2 separate regions of the Homo sapiens genome follow, and region 1 is linked to region 2. Evidence: chromatin loops called from intact Hi-C (ENCODE). Cell type or tissue: mammary epithelial cell. All regions are shown on one strand. Links, peaks and the distances in the headings refer to the core of each region. The heading gives the core; the rest is flanking DNA.

What was found. A loop is a pair of places that touch in the nucleus more often than their neighbours do. Peaks named below come from ENCODE experiments on the same cell type or tissue, not always from the same donor. Only the 100,000 strongest peaks of a DNase experiment are listed, where the experiment ranks them.
Region 1: it touches region 2 in a loop (11-fold over the local background); 3 of 110 quality-filtered maps call a loop at or near these places.

Annotation. Positions count from the first base shown.
Region 1 is chr3:66,250,307-66,258,638 of GRCh38, forward strand. The region is part of intron 3 of SLC25A26 (solute carrier family 25 member 26); the gene reads left to right. Among named protein-coding and RNA genes, the nearest start is that of SLC25A26, 33 kb to the left of the region's middle. In mammary epithelial cell, for the core only: a CTCF peak has its summit at 3,910 (motif pointing right); no DNase peak of the experiment used is centred there.
Region 2 is chr3:66,404,028-66,412,359 of GRCh38, forward strand. LRIG1 (leucine rich repeats and immunoglobulin like domains 1) reads right to left here. Exons shown (of 19, transcript NM_015541.3): 7 at 6,102-6,245; 8 at 3,321-3,464; 9 at 1,171-1,251. Among named protein-coding and RNA genes, the nearest start is that of LRIG1, 93 kb to the right of the region's middle. In mammary epithelial cell, for the core only: a CTCF peak has its summit at 3,918 (motif pointing right); no DNase peak of the experiment used is centred there.

The DNA.
Region 1 (8,332 bases), core at 291-8,290, 150 kb before region 2:
GACAGGATAAGATACTGCCTTTTAGAGGCTTGCTGTAAGTGCACTAAAGTGTTACAGGCATTTTTAAGAAAAGGAACTATAGACGGTCCGTGACTTACGATGGTTCTACTTAAATGACTTTACAATGGTGCAAGAGTGAGATGCATTCAGTAGAAACTGTATTTCAGATTTTGCATTTTGATCTTTTCCGGGCTAGTGATAGGTGATAAGATGCTCTCTGGCAATGGTGGGCAGTGCATGTCCCAGTCAGCTGTGCTGGTGTAAGTATTCTGAGCAATTTTAGGGAGGCAAGGCTAAAGCAATGATGTTCCGTAGGTTGGGGGGTATCACATGCGTTTTCAACTTATGATGGGTTTATTGGGACATAACCCTGTCATAAATTGAGGGTCATCTGTACAAGGTAGAGTGAGAGACTGAAGGGAAGGAGGGGTTGGTTTTCTCCGGACTGGGGTAGATGGATGGGTGTTAATTCAGAAAAAGCCTCACAGAATAGCCAGGCTTTAAGCTGCATTTAATTTAATTCATTAAAAAAATTGTGCATCTATTTAAGGTATCAACACAATGTGGGATACGTATAGATAGTAAAATGGTTGCCACAGTGAAGTAAGTCAACATATCCATCATTTAACATAATTAGTCTTTTTGTTTTGTGTTTGTGGCAGGGCAGCTAAAATCTGATTTAGCAGGAGTCTCAGTTATAGTACAATTTTATTATCTTGCATTTAGAATAGGATGGTTTGTTAGGTGGGTGGGTGCAAGGAGGGGTGTTAGAGTTCTGAAAAGACCTTGTTAGGTAGTTTTAAGTTCCATATGTTTGGAGCACAGTATGATAGGGTCACCCTGAGGCGAAGCAGGGGCTGAGAGCTATAGGGCCTTGCCTGCTATAGTAAGGAGTTGGGACTTTTTTGATCAGACTTGTAATTTTAAGAAAGTCCCCTGGCAGCTGTGTGGAGATAAGGAGACTATTAAAGGAATCCCCAGGAGAGAACCACAGCTGGGGCAGAGGGATGCAGAGGGAGAGAGTGAGTTCAAGAGATGTTAAAGAGGTAGAGCTGGTGGAAAGATGATCATTCTTTCAGGAGCCCTTCCAGCGACATCCTTCAGTGCGTTTTTCATCATGGATGCCTTTTAGTTTGTTGTGTCTATGTGTGTTGTGCACCTACTTGAATTCTCCAATGGAGTCTACCGAGCTAAGTTGAATAAGCATGCCCCATCTTGCCAGTGGGCCCAGCCATCTGAGTCTGAGCTAACACGCAGAGAGGGAAAGAAGACGAAAGAGAGAGAGGGTCAGAACGGGAGGGTCAGGGCTTCCCCTGGCTTGGCATTATCTGTGTGTGGTTATGACCTTGCTTGTAGTTATTCATCTATAGTACAGGCATGAATGTGCTGAAGAGATTTATCAGTGAGGCCTGTAGAAAGGAACATTGTACCCCATCTGCATCCTCACCCCCAGTTTCTCGATGAGTTCCTTTTCTAACATATTTCAGATTGTTTTCTGTTGTATGGATTTTCTTTTTCTAATATAGTATGCAGTGTTAGTTCAGATGGTATTGATTCATGACCTGGGAGAGTATATTTCATTGATTTTTTTATTTAGTTAGTGGACAAAAAGGAAGGGAAGCTCTGTTAACTTTTTATTTAAGAGCTGCATGAGTTTATAGAACACAATTAAGTTGAGCTTTATAGGCACAGTATGATTTTCATATAGGTTGATGAAGTTGAAGAAACGATTCTGAGCCACAGGAGTGTAACTTGGTCAGTTATTGCCACTGCATTGTAAATGGAAAGACTGAATACTACTCTCAAAGGACCAAAATACCAAAGGAGGTTAGGATTGGCCACTTCCAAGCGAGCCTGAACTCTGTCAGTGACAAACCTTTATTTCCTAAAATATTGCCTTGTTAAGATTAGGGTTCTTGAATTAAATGCAACTGTCACTTATTTGCTTTGGTTTGTGATTGTGTGCTTTTCAATATTTGAGTTGTATAGCTAATACTATTAATAGGTGCTAAGAGACACCGAATAAGAAATTTGATCCCCGTTTTTGAGGAGCATATAAGTAAGTTGGATCCATCTGTTAAATAACTAGGGAGTATTTGAGGATGTCTGTAGGGAGGTAGCAAGGTATGGACCATGGGCTGTCAAGTTACACAGATCGGGGTCAGATTTGTGACTTGTCCACTTATTTGTCTGTAGGCCATTTACTTGCCTTCACTGAAATGCTCTTTTCCTCATCTTGAAAAAATAGGATTAATGCCATCCCAGTCACAGTTCTTACAAGGATGAAATTATACAGCACTTAACAAAGTGTCCAGCCTAGCATCTGACACACAAAATATTGAATAAACATTGGGTCTAGCCCCATTTCACACAAGTTGCTGAATGCGGCACGTTTTTAGAATTTCCTAGTTTTGGGAAAGGTATCTATTCAGAAGGTGAAAAAATTGAAATTCAAAGAAGTTTAGTGATGTGCTCCAAGTTTCCCAGCTATTATTATTCCCAGCTAATAATAAAACACCACTGTAGAATAAGTAATTAGATAAATATTTCTCTGTATACTTCCAGGAGCACCTCTGTTTTCTTTTTCATGTAGTATTTAAAAAATGGCAGAAGTAGCGGTAAGTATACTACTTGTGCAGTAAGGATTCACATCACTGGTTTCTTAAAAGGTCAGGTTCCAAAATTTGCCGTTGGTTACTGTGATAGGCAAAATAATGCCCCCCCCCCCCCATAAATATGTCCTAGTCCCCAAATCTCTGAATGTGTTTCTTCACACGGGAAAGAGATTTGGCAGATAATATTAAGAATGTTGAGATGGGGGCCGGGCGCAGTGGCTCATGCCTGTAATCCCAGCACTTTGGGAGGCTAAGGCGGGCGGATCGTGAGGTCAGGAGATCAAGACCGTCCTGGCTAACACGGTGAAAGCTTGTCTCTAAAAAAAAAAGCAAAAAAAAGTTAGTCGGGCATGGTGGTGGACGCCTGTAGTCCCAGCTACTCGGGAGGCTGAGGCAGGAGAATGGGGTGAACTTGGGAGGTGGAGCTTGCAGATCGCGCCACTGCACTCCAGCCTGGGTGACAGAGTGAGACTCCATCTCAAAAAAAAAAAAAAAATGTTGAGGTGGAAAGAGTTTTCTGGATTATCCACGTGGGCCCAGTCTAATCAGTAGGGTCCTTAGGAGAGGGGAGCGGGGGTCAGAGAGCTGAAGATGGTATACTGCTGGTCCAAAGATAGAGCGAGGGGCCACAAACCAAGGAGTGCAGGGGAGCCCTAGAAAGCAGGAAGTCAACATTCCCTTGCAGCTTCCAGAAGGCATACTGCCTGACTGACATCTCTCGGTCTTAGCTCAGGAAGACCCATTTTGGAATTCATACCTTCAGAATTATAGATAATAAGCTTATGTTTTAAGCCACTAAATGTGTGGTGATTTGTCAGAGCAGCAGTAGGAAGCAAATACAGTCACCATTGCCACCTCCTCAACGTTCAGATTTTTGTATTGGTGGGAATCTATAAATCCATCCATGGGATGTTTGTCACCTCCTGTGAAATCATGGCTCATTTCTGTTATGGAAAAATACAAAAGCAAAAAAGCCATTTGAGGCTTATCTTTTGGGTTGTATAAAATTCTGTGAACAAATTGTAGACACAGGGACTAAGTGTTGATAGAGTTATTTTCTTTGAGAAGACTTCCTTGTGTAGTCTGTATTACCCGTGACAGCAGTCTTGTCAGGCGAGGGAAGACTAATACCTACAACGATTGAACTTATTTGCGTGATTGGAAAGAGTCTTATAAGGGGGAAAGGTTTGATGAACATAGGTCCCAATGCAAGTAGGTAAAAATTAAAATCTAAGGAGTGTAAGTTAGGATTTGTAAATTGGTTTTGTCAACAGCTGTAATTCCATTTATCAACAGAAGATGGCAGACTTGACACACAAATGAACTGTTGTAGAGGTTTTTGATTTTTTAAATGATGGTATAGAAAGAGATGTAAAATATTCTTAATTGGAAACCTGCTTTCTAAAGAGAATTTTGGGAATTACAAAGAGAATGTGGAAATGAAATACACGTAAGCAAATTGCATTTCAAAAATCTTCATAGTTTCCAGGGGTCTCTCCCTGACCCCCTGTCTTACTAATTTGCCACTTTGAGTTTGCTCTGGAAAGTCCAAAGCAGCTTTTGCTTTGAATACGATGAAGCTTTGAGTGGCTCTGTTCAGTGTATTGTTAAATTTCTGTTGAATTGGTTATAGAGTTGCCTGTTGAAACATGAAGCATTAGCTGAAATTAAACCTTGAACCTCTAAGTGCATTAGATGTGTGTAAGTATGACATCTTTATTGAAAAATAATTCTGGAGATGATAGTCAGAACACTTGGGTTTCACCCATGCTTCCTGAGCTAAGTAGCTCTCTGACCTTCAGCAACTTCTATGATCTCAGATTGATTTATATATAAAATGGTGACATAATTAGCTTCTAATATCAGAGGAATATTTGCAGGTAGTTGATGGAGTTTCTTGGAGAAAAATCTTAAATCAGAATTTTTTTTGTGAACTATGTTGAAATAGTTGCGAAGAAGATGTAATGTTAATAAAAGGTATTATTGGGGATACTTAGGGACTTTGAAGAGCATTTCCAGAACTAGAGGACAGGGTGCAGTTGTAAAACCCTGGTGGTGATGTGTTGAAGGAAGGGAACTTGGCTGTGGCAATGAAAGAACCAGGGGTTTTAGCAGCATCCATCTCTCTTTTCCTCCACTCAGTACCTAAAGTGAGGCCGAAGTTCACTGGAATTTTTTCCCTTTCAAATGTTTAGTTTTATGATTTGTAGTCTTGCATCTTGGGTTTTTGTTTTTGTTTAAAGAGACAGGATCTCATAGGTGGCCTAGGCTGGCTCCAAACTTGTGACCTCAAGTTATCCTCCTGTCTTCACCTCCCTGAGTAGCAGGGGCAGCATGCATGTGCACCTGGTTCTTGGTGTTTCATTTAATAAATATCAAAAGGAAACATTCAGTCCTTAGCTGCAGCAGTCAATTAAAAACAACAGAAAATATTTTATTTATGCCAAAGGAAGAAAAATCTTGGTAGCAGCATCATGATTTAATCAACATTTTAATCTAAGGTTTCATATTTTGGCATATTTAAGGAGGCCAGCATTGCATTTTGATTTTGATAAAGTATGGAGGGAGCATGTTTTTTTTTTTTTTCCTTTATGGAAAACCTTAGTAGTTCTTGTTTTTAGATAGAACTTTAACATTTAAAACATTCTTGGATTTAGTGAAAATGCCACCATTCCTGTGTCATGGATTCATACTGAACCTCAGATTTATAAGGAAAGAATGCTTTACAGAATGGATTTACCAAGAGACCCACAGATGACATTCTGTTTCCTTTCATAGAACCATAATACTGTAACATGTTTTTGTTCTTGTGCAGTGAAATACTTTGTTGTAGCTCAAATTCAAATCTAAGAAGGATCAGAGTTAATAGAAAACCAAATGGAAGGCTCCGGAGGTACTGGAGGAAGCAGAAGCATTACTTTGTAGCATCTCTCATGCCACAGTTGTCACCCAGCAGAAGTCAGGAAGCCATGCTGGGTGCTTTGTACCCCTCAGCTAGTTAGATTGATTTTTTATCGGAGAGGCTTTTCAAAGTTTTTCTTCTGCATCTGTATTTTTAAGAACTAAAAACACAATAGTAAGAACTTGGAGGGTTATGAAGCATGAAGTTCCATAAATATTTATACCAAACCACAGAAGTAGACAGTTCCTATTTTCTTCACATATTGGGGTCGGATTTCACTCTTGACCTCTTGAATTGAAAAATACAAGGAGTTAGTATACCCTTTTCTTTCTCTTATTTTTTCTTATTTATTTATTTTCAGTTCTTTAATGAGTTTTAGATGCTGGGAGCTGTCCTGTTAGGTTCATGTAGGTTTCGTTGGACTTATACCCAATTTTAGGCCTTACTGGTAAGCTGTTTAATCTGTTTTTGTGGATTTATTGCTACTAAATTTATAATATGTCCTTTTTATCAAGGCTGATAGGTTGCCATCTAAAAGCATATTTTAAATTAGCCCTTTTATTTTATTTTTCTTCCTCACTTAAAATCTTTGGTCCATAATAAATACTTTTTTCCTTTGAAATTATGTTAAAAACTTGTGAAATAATAATAAATGTGAATTGTAGAGAATTTAGAAAATATAGGTAGGTAGAAAAGAAACACCTGTAATTCTACTCTGTTTTTTCCCTACTCTTTACATAAGTATATGTATAGGCAATAAATATATGTAGAGGCAAAACAAAAAAAATTAGGCTGGACATGGTGGCTCTCGCTTGTAATTCCAGTGCTTTGGGAGGTTGAGGCAGGTGGATCATTTGAGGCCAGGAGTTTGGGACCAGCCTGGGCAACATAGCAAGATCCTTTCTCTACTAAAAGATGAAAAAATTAGCAGGGTGTGGTGGCACACCCGTAGTCCCAGCTCCGCAAGAGGCTGAGATGGGAGGATCACTTGGGCCCAGGACTGAGGCTGCAGTGAGCTTTGACCATGCCACCTTACTGTAGTCTGAGTGACAGAACGATACCCTGTTTCTATGTATATTTATATGTAAATTCTAAAGTATGGAGAAGTCATTTCTGTGGAATTGATGATTATTTTTTTGCTGATTCATTTCCTCCTGGCTAGTTTCATTTGTTTTCAACATAAAATAATACACCAGCTGATTAGTAAGTTTGGTGCATACCATCTTCTTGCTGTCAGGGTGCTTACAATTTAGTAGAAGAGGAAATATATTTCACAAACTATATGGTGTAAGCTAGTAAGTAAAAAACGTCAGATAAGAAAGCTTATTTGGGAATTAAGAATACAGAGGGAGGGAATCTTTTGAGGTTAGATAAGGTATAATTTTGGAAAATTAAGAATTATAGAAATAAGGACCTAAAAAGATACCATAAAGATTTCTGGTCCAAGTCAAGTAAGAAAAATTATACATATATGCATCTAATTGCATAAATATATACATTATTATTTGTCAATTTTCTTCATTTTAAAATGAATTAAAAAAAAAGAAAAGACTCTGGAAGGCCAGGGAAACACCTGGGAATTCACTTGCAGAACTGGGGCCACAGTCTAGGGCCGCAGACCCTCAGCCAGACCACTGCTCATTCCTCCCTGGAGTTGAGCCCTGAACCAAAGATCCAGGTTTGATGCAGGAGTGACCCCGAGGCTGAGGGATGGGCCTGGTAAAGGGAGGTAGTCATAGACGGAGAGTCATGGGCTCGGGCCTCTGACTCTACCTTTTTTCATTTCCTGTGGGGTCTTCATGTATTATTTCACTTCTTTGCTAGATTATCAGCCTTTCTCTTGCTGATAGCACTTTCCCCCATCGTATGTGCAAATATTGACTGTGTTAAAACCACACTATTCCTTGACCCTGTGGCCCTCTTAACTCTGAATCCATCTCCTAACACCTAGCCATCTTCACACGACGGTAGTGTACACTTGCTCATCTCCCTCAATCCCTTATGAATTGACCGTAATGGATCTCCCACCCCAGCCACTCTATGGAAGCAATACCGGTGAACTCTGTAAACCTTCATATGTGCGCTGCTCGAGACTCTTGATGCGTTGCTCTGCCAGTCTCCATTTGAGGCTTCTGGCCCCCTTGCACATCAAGTAGGGTGCTTGGTTGCTTGCCATCAACATTGATCCTGGCTAACTTATGGAATGAAGAATATTTTTTGGAAGATTGGCAGACACTGTTGCCTTCCACTTCTCCTTTGCCCACAGAATACTGATTTGGTTTGTGTCTCATGTTCCTAACGCTTTGCTAGATCTAGATATCCTCCACCTCCCTAACAAGGGGTGGCCATGTCACACAACTCTGGCCAACACATGCAAGGAGATGTCTGCGGGGGAAATCTGAGAAAAGGGAGGAGGCCTGTTCTCCTTGCCTTCAACTCTGTTGTGTGATAGGGTGGTGCTGGAGGACGTAAGAGCTGTCTTTTATCTGAGAGTCAGGATGCCCAGGATGAGAGGCCAGGAAGCTGGGTGGCTGGGTAGAAGGATAGGAAGAGCCTGGCATCTTGTTCACTTTGAAGTTCTGGACTAAAATTTGAACTGCCTGTCACCAAATAACTTAAGTGACTTAATGTCATTTGTAGTCATGGTCCTGGCACTTGCATCTAAAAAAGCAATTATTTCTGTAAATGAATGTTCAGCTCTCCCGCTTGCTCCAAACAGCACTGTTCAATGGAGATATAATGTAAGATGCAGGTGAAATTTTATATTTTCTAATAGCCACATTAAAAAAGGTGAAAACATCTGCTGGGATGAATT
Region 2 (8,332 bases), core at 69-8,068:
TCAGCATTGTTTTAGGGACAATAAGGAGAAGAATCACTGATAAGCATCTCCGACATGCTGCTGGAGTACAGGACGCTCAAGAAGTACCTTCTTCAGACAGCCAACAGAGCTTATTCCTAAGCAGGACCCTTGTATATAAAAGGTGCAAAAAGCCACGCTTTTCAAAACAAATCAGAAGCATCTACTATATAAAAAGACTCTCCCTACCACAGGCTCTCCTCTATCATCGAGCTCCACTAGGGCTTTCCAAATATTTACTTGACACTCGCACTCTGCTGAGCTCCCCGTCACTGGGGACGGGCTGGGGGAATCGAGCGGCAGCCGTCCTCTCTGTCTTGCCCTCCTCCAGTCTTCCCTCCGAGCTGCTAGTAAACAGTAATAATGACTCTCGTCCCCTTCCTGCACGGTCCTTGGGTGGCATCTGCAGAAAGTGCTGGTTACACGCAGAGAAAACAGGGCGGGCCAAGGGGAAGGGAACGTGGGCTTTGGAGCCAAACAAGCAAATCCTGAGCCTGCCACTTGCCAGCCGTGTAGTTTTGGGCGAAATCCCCTCACTTCTCTTTCCTCAACTAATAAAGAGGTTGCCTAACAGAGCCTGCCCTCATGAGATCATTAGGTACAACACACACAGGTGCTTGGCAGATTAACTGGCAAAATCTAGGAGCTAGCTAGGAAAAAAAAGAAAAAGACCCCAAACCATACATTCAAAATAGCTGCTACTACGACCCTTGGAAATGACGTGGTTATTTGAGATGATGGTTAATGACGAAAGTACTGACAGGAGCCCCACCGCCCTCACACCTTACTGACCTTTACACAACTTTGAGAAACCCAGTAACAGGGCAAGACTCCTTTGTACAAAGGGCAACAGCAAATTCAGCAGTTTTCATGTGAGTTGTGAGTGAAGCCCAAGAGAAGCTCCACCAGCCGCCAAACGCCGGGTTGCCAGCCCCCAAGAACCCAACACCCAGGCCATCAAGGAGTGGGGTGTCCCCCACCCTCTTCTTCAAACTCTTCTCCACAAACAAAACAAGCTCTGCCCCAAACAAAAGCCAGCTCCTCTTCCGCCTGGGCCCAGAGCAGAGAGGCGCGGGGGGCGCCACAGAAACATCTCCCACCCAAGTGTGTCCCGCGCATTTGCCGGCGGAGCTCCGTGCGGCGGATACTCACAGCTTGCTGAGGCTGTCGAGCCCTGAGAAGGCGCCGCTCGTGTCCTCTATTGTGCCCGAAATCTCGTTATGGTCCAGATCCCTGGGGAGAGGACAGAAAGCAGCTCACCGAGCAGTCGGGGCGTGAAGGGAAAGCAAACTCTCACCCAGCCTGCTGCTCGGAAGCTGAAGTCCCCTGGGTGCATGCACCCTGGAGGCACAGCCGGGACGTAGGGTGAAGAGACACGTGGCCCTGGGAGGGAAGCCCTGTTTCTCAGCCTTCCAACCAAGATGACACATGCCTTAGACAAGAAACTTCCCTGGGCTCCACCTGCCTCCCTGTCTGCGGAGGCCACACTCAAGGGAAGGGAGGTGGTGCAGACAGCCCAGTCTGTATTCTGCCCCGAGAGAGCGGACATCTGGCCCCAGCACTGAGAATCAACCCAAAAGGTTCCTTAAGGCTCCCGTCTGCTCTCATACCAACCAGAGTCCCTTTTCTGGACATGACCGAGAAACTGCAGAAAGCACATGGAAGAAAGAGACCCGGCACAGGGCCGGCCCGTGGGCGCCTCCGTACCAGCCAGTGGGTCTGGAGCCCGGAGCCCATCTCCTCCCAAGGCCTGCAGGGCGCTGACTCTGAGCCAGGGAGGACATCTGGGTGCTGAGTCAGACTTGTGACCCACTCGCCAGGATCAGAGGGATGAGGCCAACTCAGCCCAGGCCCCTCCAACAATGCAAATCCCATGGCCGATGACTCAATGGCTTCCCAGCTTCCAGGAGCAGGTCACAGTGCCCAGGCGAGACATCACACCTGGAGACCAGGCCCCCATCCTGCCCTCTCCAACTTTCCACAAGGTTCTTGGTTCTTAAATTTTCCCCCCGAGCCCTTGCAGACACAGGCCAGGGAGAGAAAAGGAACTCTTGTCTCCTGTGAGAAGCTGCAGCAGGAATCAATGCTGCCAGCAGAGAGGGCAGCTCTGACTGAAGAGTGAAATGCTGGCGGTGACCTTTCTTGTCACAGCAGGAAGGTCAAATAGTGGAGATTCTGCTGCTGGAAGGGACTTCTCCTCTCAATGGGTTCCTTCCTATCATCTGCATACTGAAAAAACCAGGAACCAGGGACCCGGGGCTGTGGCTTTGTGTGCCTGTCTCTCTGCTCCTAGCCCTGGCTGCCAAAGTTTTTCTCTCCTTTCTGGCCCGCTCAGTCTGAATGTTCCCAGCCTTGTTATTTGGGCCTTGTATGGGCTCACAGGCTGACCTGGCCTGAATAGCTTGGCTCCGGCCTCTTTCACACTCCCTGGCAATGGCTCCACATTAAAGCCGGCTCTGCCAGGTGCAAGTGCAAAGGCCTCCCTCCCTGTCACACTGGAACAGATCCCTCTCTGTGCAGTGGATTACGCCTGAGAAGGAGACCCTAGAACCCGCCACCACTGTCCTCTGAAACCTGCATGCCCCTCTCTGGGGGTTTTATGCTGACAGCTGCTTGGAAGTTCTATGAAGCCAACCATGGAAAAGTTTTATACAAGCCTCAGAAAAGCATCCTGCAGCCACTTTTGCCAACCCCATCTAATTAGGGACTTCAAGGGAAATGGCATTAGCACCTCCACTTTGTTAACTGACCCCCGACGAGGTACAAGGAGAGACACAGGATTCCCTAAGTGCTGCTTTTGGAAAGGAGGCATCTTGGTACAGGTTATGCTGAAGAAGTTCAAATGCTCAGACGAGAGATGCACTGCAGTATTCCCATGGTTTAGAGAAAAAATATTCAGGACTTGGAAGTTGCAGCTGAAGACTCAAGATGGGAAAGACTGACCCACGGCTGCCGAACTGGAGGCTGCACCAGGCGCTCAGCGTGGGGAAGCTTTTTCCAACACTAGGAGCCAGCATCCTGTCCAGCACAACGTGGGCATCACTGCTTGAGAACAACTACTTTTTAGGAGCTGCCATCCCTCTCTAGGCACCATCCTGGGGAAATGAGAGATTTTTCTGCTTAACCAGTTCTTTTTCAGTTGATTACATAAAAGTTTGAGACTCTGCACATAGAGCAAGCCAGCTTTGGATCCAATTCTGACTCGAAGCCAACGCAAATGGAGTTCAACAAAGCAGATGGTTTGCTCTATTCTGCTCTCCCCACTGGGGACCCCTTTATCCTGTCAGTAGTGGGAGACGTACAAGACTCGCAGGCTCCTGAGTCCCTTGAAGGCACCCTCCGCAATGTGGCTGATGGAATTGTGGCTGAGACGCAGGACACTCAGGCTGCTCAGCTCGGCCAGGCTCTCCTCGTCCAGCCGTGTCAGGTTGTTGAAGGACAGGACCCTGAGGAAAGGGAGGGCAGCAATGTCACCATCTAGTGTGGTTGCCCCCCAACCCCACCCCACCGGAAATTGGGCCACAGTCAGCTGGGTTTCAGTGGGAAATGACACAGATGCACACGCACGCGCGTGCGTGCACACACACACCCACACCCACAGAATCCTGGGGGTAAAAGTGGCCATGCAGCTAGAAACTCATCAGTGCCCAACACACTAGTCTGACTCGTAGAATGGGTGCATAGGTCACAGGGGCCAGGGTGGCTGTTAAACTGTGAAGACTACACACGAGGTCATGACACACAACAACTCTCAAGCTCCAGCGCCTTCATGCTGTCCAAGGCAGCTCCTGATTCAGGCTACAAAAGACCTCTCTCATAGCAGAAGCCTGGGATTCTGGAGATGACCCCGCAGCAAGCCAGGGAGCCCCAGTCACACTCCCTGCATCTGCCAGCAGAGGGCACCACTAGCCCCTGCGTGGGACAACCACACCTGTGCCTCATGCCTTAGTGGGGCAACTCCCCCAGGGCAGGAGGCTCCTGCTCAGGCCTCCCTGCCCCCATCCACGTGGACCTCAGAGCATGATCCCCTACTGCAGGCGGTAAAAGCACATGCTTTGCCCGAACCTCAGAATCAAAGCTTCCTCCCAGCACTCCTGCACCTCTGGGTTGCTTACGTGACATATTGGTCATCTATCGTTGAAAAATTGGGGCTGGGGCAGGGATAGGAAGATGGAAAATAAACTCAGAGAAGATTAATGAGCTTTTAAAGGCAGCTAGGAGCAGCATTCTTTCCCTCCTGGACAAATAAGTCAGGGTGTCTGTCAGTTAAACAGACCTGGCAGGAGATCAAAATTATATCCTCACCTGCAATTAAAGAATTTAGCTTAAAGGAGGGGTGGGAAACACATGCTGGGAAGCAATCCCAAATCTGCCTCTGAGGTTACCTGGATATGGTGCAAACTGCTAGGACTGCTCAAGCGCACTTCTGTGATCTTTGCTGCCCCTTCTAGAGGGCATGGAAGAGGGCTTCATGCCTTCCACCAGCTAGAGAGGGGATCCCGGACCCCGCAGAAGACAGCATGCCATCCCTGGGGCCACGATACACTGGTGAGTCAGAGGATGGCCCCTCACTTTAAGAATTGGACTGGCTCAGGCTTCGGGGACTTAAAAGACCTCTCTTGCTTCCCACACCTCCCGGCCCTGACCAACAAAACCAGGAGTCCCCTGGTGGGGTCACAGCTTGACTACAGAGCCTGAAAGGAGCCATCCAGCACCACATGGAATGCACAACTGCAGGCCCTGAAGCGTAGGAAGCTGAAACCAAAGGGTTAACACTCACAGAATCCAAGAAAAGTTAGGAAAGAGGCAGGACCACTGTGTTTTGCATTAGATAATGATGGAGTCACCAAAATATAAACTCCAAGTCAGTGTGTGTGTGTGTGTGTGTGTGTGTGTGTGTGTGTGTGTGTGTGTGTGGTGGGGGGAGGGGGGGAGGAGGAGGGAAGGAAGGACAGGGAGAGAGAGGAGAACACAGAAGACCAGACACAAACACCAGCTGCAAGAATCCACATTAGATTCACGCATCCCCTTGAGTTTGCCTGGTGAGGTCAAGAGAGAGACAGGACAGACTGAGGCTTGGCACTCTTAACAATCATTCACTTCAGTGGGTGAATTTTTTCCAACAGCCAAGCCTAGAAAAGGAAGAAAAAAACAAAACAAAACAAAAAAACCCACCCAACTCTTGTGAAAAATAAAGAAACACAGTAGACTAAACTGGAGCATATCAAATGGAAAGAACAGTGAAAACACAAACTATAGACTTGTAAAGATGTTCTCTGAGTCCTTAGGAATGCTGCGTTCACTGTCCAGTAACCCCACCCTGACATGATGGGGTGGCCAGGGCCACTGCCCATCGCTACCCAGGCGACAGTCTGTCACTACTAATCTCAGAACTTTGGGCAAGACAAGCTCAGTTCTCAGTCTCAACCTGGGACCCCTGTCTGGAAATCTCCAAAAGGAGCAAGAGGACCACACCACACATCTCTGAACTAAGCACGCACACGACTGCACAGGAGCCTCTGCCAGCAGGCCACTGCGGTGCAAAACAGAGAAAGGGAAGGGGCCAAGAACCTGGGCAGCTCATCTACAGGAAGGAAGGTGGCGACTCCGAGGACACAAATTCATCCACAGTCAGCGTTTCACTGTCTCTGTTTGAGCCCAAATGACCCCCTCACTGAAGAAGCACATGCTATTTGGTGTGGCCATTAACACACAGTCACTCTCAAAATGGCTCCTGTGAGCACTCTGCCATAGCTGCCCTTCCCCAGGAACTTTCTACCCCTGGAACTGTCTCCAAACCCAACAGGACCTTGGGGGCCAAGGCTCCCTGCAGGGACCTAGCTGCTACTCCTGGAGCCCCTGCTAATCCAAATGCAGAGGAAGTGAAGGGGAGATGAGGAAGGGACTGGGGCTCAAATCGCTGAGGGTTCCACCCTGGGCCTGGCTGGTTTGGGAACAGGGCTACTGGCCTGTCTCTGAGCCCTCCCCGAGGCCACTGTGTGGTGGAACGAACCAGGCCTAGCACTTTCACCTCCAAGCAGTGTCTAAAAACACTGCCACAGCCCAGAGCCGAGGACACTTACAACTCATGCAGCTTCTGGCAGAAGCTCCAGCCCTTGCGGTGAATGCGAGCGATGGAATTGTTGCTGAGGTGGAGCTGATGCAGGGCCGTGAGGCCGTAGAGCGAGCCGCTGTTCACTTCTACCAGGCTGTTGTACTCCAGGTGCCTGCAATGACAGCCATGCACAGGATGAAGAGGAGCTTTCACTCCCTTCACTGGACAGACAGCAAATGAGCAGCCACGCTGTACCTGACACTGCGGTCACACCAAGGCTAGAACAGTGCACGACAGAACTGTGGAGTCTAGTCGCACACATGTGCATGTGAGTAGGGGCTGGGAGAAGACAGGCAAATCAAAATGGATGACAGCACATGCCAAGGCCGACTCGAGTGTTCATAGGGCAAGAGGGAGCTTCCTAGAAGTGACTTTTTTGGCTGAGTAAAAGTGAACCAGGGCTGGGTGTGGCGGCTTATGCCCATCCAGTACTTGGGGAGGCCGAAGAAGGAGGATCGCTTGAGCTCGGGAGTTCGAGACCAGCAAGGGCAATATAGCGAAACCCCATCTCTACCAAAAACAAAACAAAAAGTGACCCAGGCCAACAAACGGGCACAGGAGTTCCAGGCAAGGGCAAAGCCCATTAAAGGAATAGAAAGGAGAGCGAATAGGAGGCGGCTCTTATTATCACCCGCATCTCACACATGAGGAATGTGCTGCTGAGAGAAGCCAGGTAACCTGTCTAAGACTTTACACAGCTTAGCCAGTAGGGAAGGGGCTAGAATTAATTCAACCCTGGGTCTGCCTACCAAAGGCTGGACTCTGTGCCACTGTGCTAGGAGACCCGCTTTAGCTCTGGCGTCAGACTACCTGGATTTAAATCCTAATTTTGCAGCTTGCTGGCTGAATAAACCTGCACATCTACTAACATGGAGATATCCAAGAGCACTGACTCCATGGGGTCACTATAAGAAGGAAACAAGGGTACATCAGGATTCAGTGCAGCTCTAGGCCTGAGCTCTCAGGCCCACCGTGTAAGTGTGCTAGCACCCCGCTTCCCAACACAGCATGTGCCAGGAAGGACAGCGCCAGCCCAGGCAACCGCCTCTTCAACAAAAGTCCGTAACCCGAATTTTGCTCCGTGTTCAGTATTACAAGGGCTTTGGGTAACTGAGTTTTGCTTTTTTCCATCTTTCTTTCTGCTACTGCTCAAAAGGTAAGCACTTAATGTATAAATAACCTCTAAGGCAGCTCATCAGTCTCAATTTATACAAATCTGTTCAACATAAAAACCAAATGGTAGGTGCTAACTCCATTTTCCTCTGAGAATTCTCTTTTAACTTCAGTCCACCCAGCACATGACCACCTTGGACTTCCAAGTCCAAAATGACATGCCTAAGGAGGTCAAGTGAAACGTTTTTGAATATGTAAAACAAAGGGTGGAGAATGGGTAGAGCAAGAAGCCCAGCGGCAGGAAACATCCTCACTGTTCACAGAGTAGGGAGGGCTGGTCATGCAGAGACGGTTATCAGAGTGACACAGCACAACATGTGGATGGACCTGGGCCTAGCTCGTTTCCACTGCCAAGAAAACCAGTAAAGGACATTCGAGTCATGATATAATTTGCCCAGACTGGAAGAAGAAGGGGCGGACATGAGCAAGTTAAATCATTGACTCTCAAGGAGGAAATCGCAAGTGGATAAGTAAAGACAGTGGTGTCAGTCTATCAACTTGGAAGGAACAACCAGCAAAGCTAAAAACAGAAAAACGAAAAAGAGAAAGGCTTAGAAGTGCTTGCCTCTTGGGAGAAGAACTGGGGTGAAGAGAGAATGAGGGGGTGGTGGCGGGGGAGGCTGGGGTGGGCAGTGATGGCTTTTCTTTACTATCTGATTTTATTTAACTATACAGTCAAATTACTTTTGATTAAAAATAAATATTAACGTTTAAAAAGGCTTTCAACGTTTAAAAAGCCTTTTCTGTATGCTGCCCTGCTGTTTCACGTTACCGTGCAGGCAAGCCCCTTCTGCTGCTGTACACATCTGGCTGAAGAGACTGCTCCCTTGATAAAACTTAAACATCTGCACCCAGTGTCTTGATTAGCTCACAAGACAGAAATAAACCTCCTAAGATGAGCTCTACATTTTTGGCCCACCTGCACCTCAGGAAAGACTGTCAAACCCAGAAGGGGAGAGAAGGAACTTCCTGTGGTCAGGAGTGGAGAGGATGTGAGGAGGGGTCTGTTCCGCAGCCCCACGTTCA